Regions from separate parts of the Homo sapiens genome. Here region 1 is linked to region 2. Evidence: chromatin contacts called from ENCODE Hi-C or POLR2A ChIA-PET data. All regions are on one chromosome and are shown on one strand. Each heading gives the region's core, a stretch centred on a gene start or an enhancer-like site at or near the end of the contact. The rest is flanking DNA. Distances are from core to core; before and after follow the strand shown.

Region 1 (3,552 bases), core at 240-2,739, 230 kb before region 2:
CTCCTGCCTCCCGAGTAGCTGGGATTACAGGTTTGCACCACCATGCCTGGCTAATTTTTGTATTTTTAGTAGAGACGGGGTTTCACCATGTGGCCAGGCTGGTGTGGAATTCCTGACCTCAGGGTGATCCGCCTGCCTCAGCCTCCCAAAATGTTGGGATTACAGGCGTGAGCCACTGTGCCCGGCCAGAATCTGCATTTTAACAGAACCCCCAAAGCTCATTCCATTTTGAGAAGCACATCTCTAAATCACACGTTAGATTTGAGTGTTTTTAAATCACCGCAAATGAAAGCAAAGGATTTTAGCCAGAAAATAAAGCCATTTGTTGGGGTATAAGACAAACATGGGCCGTCTATGGAAATAAAACATTGATGTGATCCTTTACTCTTAAAATCCAGTTTCATCAGGAAGGAAATGTTTTATAATTTCATAAGTACTGACACTTTTAAACATACTGATATACAGGTATTTAATCATGTGCAGCAGCTCCATTAGAGAAAGATGGGGACATCAGGTACCAGAGCCAAGGCCCAGTCCATTAATCTCATCACACACAGTCCCTTCTGGGGTTACAGAGCTGGCTGGAGAACAGGAGGGGATCTGGGCTGTTTTCTTTTCTCTGCAGACTCCTCAGGGGCAATCATCTGACAACTTCTAAAAGCTAATCATAAACCCCATAGTTCATAAGCCCTAGATCCCACAGATTTCATTCATTTCTGCTATTCCTGTCCCTATTTATATAAACTGTAACTGTGCATAGATTACACAGTGCTTACCCTTGGGGACAATTGGAACGTATCTAATTGACAGACCTGGGGCATACTGCCTGCTGCTAAGGTTTCCACTACAGGGGAGAGCAAACGGTATCCTTGTGCTTTCTGTCTGTCCGATTGTGGCAGCCAAGATTGGGTGGGGAAACAGGGAAAAAAACAGGTAATTTTTGCAATGTAGAAATAGCACTGTATAGCCAAGTATGGTGGTGCACACCTGCAGTCTCAGCTACTCAAGGTGCTGAGGTGGGAGGATTGCTTGAGCCCAGGAGTTCAAGAGTGTGGTGCATTACGATTGTGCCTCTGAATAGCCACTGCACTGTAGCCTGGGCAACACGGTGAGACCCTGGGTCTTTTTAAATTAAAAACAAACAAACAAAAAAAAAACAAAAAAAACCTGTAAGCAGTGAAGAGCTTGTTTTGCTGGGAAGAAAAATTTCAGTTTGTGTAAAAAAAAAAAAAAAAAGAACAGTTGGAAAGGCAAGATAACAGAAAATCAAAGTAGTGCTCTCTATCTCTCTCTCTCTCTCTATATATATATATAGACAGAGCTACTTTGATTTTATCTATCTAATCTCCAAATGACACACACACACACACACACCCCAAAAAAAGCAAAGAACAAGTGCAGTGCTTGGCATGTGGTTTTTGAATTTAAGGCTTACAGTGGTTTCGCAGAGAGTGTGTTATTTGATGTCACTGCAATTAAGGAAGGGTAGGAATTCCGTTCCACGTCATGGACGAGGAAAATGAAAGTAAACAAAGGCAGTGGTGTATCAGACAGTCGAAAGTAAACAAAGGTGGTGATGCATCAAACAGTCGCTAGAGTCCTGCTGCTTGGCTGGGCTCCTGCTGAAACTCTTGGTTTTGTCTTCAAGGTAATGTAAACCTAAGAACAAAGTAACAAGGTGCTGGGACCAATCAGGAACTTGTCTTCTCAGGAACGTACCTGTTTATTGCGTGGATGGGGGGGGGTGGGGCACAGGACAGCCGTGCACAGGCGTAGTAGTCACCAATAGACTCGATGATGCTGGCGACCACGGCACTGAGCATGCCGATGACACCGGCCGCAGACACGGTGGGCAGTCCCCACTGAACTGTGGGAGGAAAACAACCATGAATGCTCCTAGAGAGGCAGGCGAAAGTGACCAGGACCAGTTACCCAAAGTCATTCTGAACGCTGCAAGACTCTACAAGATCCACTTGGATTCTGAAGCTCATGGAAACTGTTCATTTTAAAATCTTAAGCACCAGATGCCTGGGACAGTTGCTAAGTCAGATGAAGGCGGCCATAATGAGGACTGATGTGCACTGTGTCTTTAATTAAAAGAAAACATCGTAGCCGGATGCGGTGGCTCACGCCTGTAATCCCAGCACTTTGGGAGGCCGAGGCAGGCAGATCACGAGGTCAGGAGTTCGAGACCAGCCTGGCCAACAAGGTGAAACCCCATCTCTACTAAAAATACAAAAATTAGCCAGGCGTGGGGGCATGTGCCTGTAATTCCAACTACTCGGGAGGCTGAGGCAGGAGAATCACTTGAACCTAGGAGGCGGAGGTTGCAGTGAGCCAAGACTGCGCCACTGCACTCCAGCCTGGGTGATAGAGCGAGACTCCATCTCAAAAAAAAAAAAGAAGAAAAAGAAGAAGACATTGTTGGGCTGGAAGAGGCTGTAACTTCTCTTTCCTGCTTCCAAGCCACACTCAGTATCCACTAAATAACAACTGAAAGTGCCCTGCCACGTTGGGAAATTTGTATGAGGGATTTATAGCCCTGCTGTACAGAGCAGGGTACAAAGCAGCAGTGGCCTTCCCCAGGGGAGGACATCAAGTGAAAAGGCAGTGAGAAATCACCAGCTAAACTTAAATCCCAACAGTAAAGCATCCATAAGGTATGGACAGTCCTTCTCTACTATAATACCAGAACCTTATTTTTATATCATAAACCATGTTATGGGAAATTAAATAGTTTCATTTCAGAAAGCAAAGTGAGGCCCCACTGAAACTTCATTTTAAGTTCCGCATTTACTTAATCCCTCATTAGATACTTTTTTCTTCACAAGTATATTTATTTGGACTTGAAAGCCATAGGTCTTACTTAACAAAAATAGCATGGGTCTCTTTCGTGTGAGAATGAATAGACTCCTTTGATAAAGGAGTAGCCCTTCTTCCGTTGAAGCATTAGTTATAATACACTCACTGAGCAGAAAGCACAGTGGGAAAAGAACGATGGCTAAAACATGGTCTCTCATGCAGGAGCCAACAACGTAGCTGGGGACACAGGACACTCCAAAAGATCCAGGGAGAGGGAAATTGCTCAACTTCAAATGGAGGCAAGCTGAGCTGGGTCACAAGAAGCACCAGTGAGGTGGTCAGGAAAAGGCGAAGTCGGGCCCTGGCCAGGGAAGGATCTGAGGAGGAGGTGGGAACGGAGGTGCCCCTCCAGGGATCGGGAGGGTCTGGAGGGTGGGGTTTGAGGGTGTTCTGGTGAACGCAGAGCTCTCATGCAGGGCACAGGGCAGGAGGCAAGTTCTGGAAGTGTTCCAAAAGCCATCTAAGCCACCTAGAGGGGTTTGGCCTGTGTTGTAGGTAGCCTAGAGCAACCACTGGATTGGGAAGAGAAAGGATACAAAGTCAGACGTGCAGAATAAGCCTGGAGTGCGGTTAAGGGCAGAATTGCTCCTGCCTCAGGCTTGTTCATTCTGTGGGAGCAGCCAGGGGATGCAGAGGCGGCCCTTGGTCAGGGGTGCAAGGTACGCAGGTTGATGGATGGGGCTCGACACA
Region 2 (3,694 bases), core at 953-3,452:
ATGCATAGTATGAAAAACTACACTTATAATGTGCATTAACAAGAATATGACTGATCTCCATGGATATGGAAAGATATACAAAATAGAATTGGGGGGGGGAAATTATAGAACCATACAATGGGAGCCCAAGTTTTAAAAACCAGATATATATTTATGTGCTTAGAGCATTTCAGGAAGGGTATATTAAGAAATTTATTTGGAAAATCTTGAGAGGTAAGCTGGAGTGAATGTACACTCTCCACTCCATGCCCAAATGTTTACTTTTCACTTTATACCCTTCTGTTTATTTTTTTGACCAGCAGCATCAACTTTTTAAAAAAGGACCAAATAGGCCAGGCTCAGTAGCTCATGCCTATAATCCCAACACTTTGGGAGGCAAAGGTGGGAAGATCACTTGAGCCCAGGAATTCAAGGCTGCAGTGAGAAATGACTGTGCCACTGCACTCCAGCCTGGGCAGTAGAGCAAGACTCTGTCTCAAAATAAATAAATAAATAAATAAATAAATAAATAAATAAATAAATCAATCAATCAATAATAAATAAAAAAACCAAATCATTTGGTTGGCCAAAACCTTCTGATCTGAGCTTTGCTCGGCAACCACTCTCCAAGATAAAGCTTTATGTATCACCTCACATATTCACTGTCAAGGCTCAGGCACTCTAGATTACTGGACTCCCCAGTCAACATTCCCATTACCAAAAGTCCCTAATCTTGGAGGCTGCTTCAGGTCACCCTCTCTTTGTCCCTCACTTCCTGAGTTTTTTTTTTTTCCTCCAACTATACTCACTCTACTGGTGATCTCAAACAGCCCTCTAGCTTTTAAGATACTGTCCAAATGCTGACTCCCAAATTTCTATTTCCATCCAAGACCCACTCTTAAACTCTAGACACACACATGCATCGCAACTGCCTCCTCAACAGCTCCACTTGGATATTGAGTAGACATCTAAAACTTGCTCTTCCCACAGCCTTGCAACTCAGCTGATGGCATGTCCAGGCTTCCAGTTGCCCAAGTCCATAACCTCAGAGTTAGGGAAAGTTGAGTGTGACCCACAATGCCAGCTACCTAGAAACTAAGGTAGATCTAGGTACTGGGATTAAAGATATCATAAAATCATTAAAATGTTTTCTGAAATGTTTGAAGTTAACTCATTTTATTTCTAGGATTTGGATTTCAACATTTTAATTTCTTTGGAATATAAGTCACTTTTTGCAAGCTAAAAAATAGAATCAAACTAAGGTGATCTAGTCCTCTAGGCATCCAGGCTGATCCTTGGAATCATGAGCAGAATGATGACATACTACAAGGTGCTAGCAATACGGCTATAAACTCTAAATAATAACCACTACATGTTTCATTAGGAAACAGCCAAAAGTCCGGCCGTTAAAGGAATAATCTGCAGAACATCTTGATTTACAAGGGACAAAATGATGCAAATTATATGCTGTCCAACCTACTGGTGAACTGGATCAGAATGGTCCAAGGACTGTTAAACAGAGGAAGTATTTACATTTTGAAAACTTGCTCTGCAGGATAAAAAAATTCCTGGTTGCTGTCAGTAAGAAAGCAAGTAAAAAAAATATTACAGATGAACTCACTGATCTTTGATTTTACTAAGGTCTTCCACTGGAACATGAAGGTAGGGATAAGTGTACAGGATAATATACTCAGATATTTTTAAAATAAATTACTTAATAATAAGAAATTAGCCATACCACATTGTTCCATTTGCTACAAGAACAAATTGGCAATGAAGACTATTTAAAAGAAATGCTCAGCTCTACAGAGGGTGGTGGCAGGCAACACTTTTCCATTACAGAATAACCTCTATTCTTCCATGATACATATTCCTGTGGAAAAACTTGTCAGGGCCCAGGGATGAAAAATAGAGCTTGTCCTAATTAGCTAACTGTAGGTTCACTTAACATCTTTGGGAAGGACCCAAAAAATCTGGCCATTATTTTCTTAAACATCTGCAAGCTGCAGAATTCCTTAGTCCTCAGCTATAGTTTCTGCTAGATATCTTAAAGCTGGGACAGTTCCACTGTGACTCCTCCTCAGCTATGGGGTGGGTGCTAGTCATCAAAGTCTGGAATGTCATCATAGGAGTAACCACGGTAGCCTTTGGATGCATAGTAAGCGATGCGCAGGTGGTAAAATCCGGGTAGGAACACCAGAATGCCAATGATCAGCACTGGAACGGCCCGGTCTGCCCCCTGGTGGCAGAAGGAGGCAAACACATTAGTACCGTAAGAGTTACACATTTTAAAATAAAACGTCACAGACCTAATCCTTAGATCAGTATTTTATACTCTTCAGTACTTTTTCTTTGAGTTGTATACCACCAAGGGAAAAGGTTTCCTCCTGATTATAAATTGAAGACAAACTACAAAATATTAACAATTATAAAGAAAAAAATGACCCATTCTCATCCAGATATTTTGGCTTCTTTTCCTTTTTTTAAAGCTCTTAGTTGTGAACACACCATACTCTGTGTCCTGTGGCCAATATTATTAAAACCTTTTCATACATTTAAACTGTAAGGATGTGTAACATTCCACCGAAATGGACATACTACAGTTTTACCTAACTGCCCCACATACAGCTGCTGGACACTTTGGTTGTTTTTCACCTTTTGTAATTGTACAGATACCACTACAATAAACTCTGTGTTTTTCTCAGCCTTTCAGGTTTTCTTTTCTTTCTCTTTTTTCTTTTTTTTTGAGGTAAGAGTCTTGCTCTGTTGCTCGGGCTGGAGTACAGTGGTGTGATTACAGCTCACTGCAACCTCGACTTCCCAGGCTCAAGTGATCCTCCCACCTCAGCCTCCAAGTAGCTGGAGTTACAGGTGTCAGTCACCATACCTGGCTCATTTTGTACATTTGTTTGTTTGGTAGAGATGAGGTCTCGCTATGTTGCCCAGGCTGGTCTCGAACTCTGGGGCTCAAGCAATCCTCCTGCCTCAGCCTCCCAAAATGCTAGAATTATAGGCTTGAGCCACTGCACCTGGCTGGCTGTGTTCCCTGTTGTGTGTTAATTATAGTCAGAATTGGTTCAAGACAACTTGGACACTGTGTATGTGGGGACAGCCCATGAGAAAGAACCACCAACTACTTTAGGTTTCTAAGGTTTCATATTGAAGCTCAACAGGAACTCCAACCAAACCTACTGTAAGAAGGAACTGACTTACGAGGCACAGTGACCCCACACATATAACAGAATTGCTATTTCTCTCCAAATACTGACAGTATGTCCATGGCACTGCACAGCTACAATGACAGCATGCTGCTCCAGCTACAGCCCTTTACCAATCAGGACTCCTGTATGCCAGGCTCAGCCATGTTGTTCCAAACTATGACAGGGCAAACTGTCTAATATCTCAGAGGCCAAGTTTGCCTACCTGCCACCACCTCCCCTATAGGAACTATGGAAGTTTACTGTTGCTCAAAGGAAGAAAAACATGTTTTGCCAACAGAGAACAAAATGTAAAAGAAAATCTTTTTGGTTTTTCTGCTGGAATCTGCTGTACCAGACATGAATATAAAAACAAAGATTGAACAATGAAAAAAATCTAAAACCTGAATAGACAAAGAGTAATGAGATTAAGGCCATAATAAAAAGTCTCTTAGCAGAGAGAAGCCTGGGACTAGATGGTTTCGCTGCTGAATTATACCAGTTAAAGAATTAATACT

Evidence for each region. Hi-C counts contacts between places; a loop is a spot of excess contacts on that map. ChIA-PET counts read pairs that join two places held with the same protein, here RNA polymerase II (POLR2A). Pooled maps may share reads with other maps.
Region 1: a pooled map shows a loop between it and region 2 (8-fold over the local background). The contact joins two enhancer-like sites. A Hi-C loop is called at or near these places in 9 of 50 pooled maps. POLR2A ChIA-PET finds 5 or more read pairs at or near these places in 2 of 52 experiments (BJ and WTC11).

What each region holds. Positions count from the first base shown.
Region 1 is chr20:4,868,187-4,871,738 of GRCh38, forward strand. It overlaps SLC23A2 (solute carrier family 23 member 2), which reads right to left. Exons shown (of 17, transcript NM_005116.6): 12 at 1,720-1,867. Among named protein-coding and RNA genes, the nearest start is that of RASSF2, 46 kb to the left of the region's middle. Within about 2 kb of position 1,490, at least 3 of the 41 ENCODE cell types and tissues checked have a DNase peak (open chromatin) inside an H3K27ac peak, as active enhancers do.
Region 2 is chr20:5,098,714-5,102,407 of GRCh38, forward strand. TMEM230 (transmembrane protein 230) reads right to left here. Exons shown (of 4, transcript NM_001009925.2): 4 at 1,137-2,218. The coding sequence ends at 2,078. Among named protein-coding and RNA genes, the nearest start is that of TMEM230, 13 kb to the right of the region's middle. Within about 2 kb of position 2,203, at least 2 of the 41 ENCODE cell types and tissues checked have a DNase peak (open chromatin) inside an H3K27ac peak, as active enhancers do.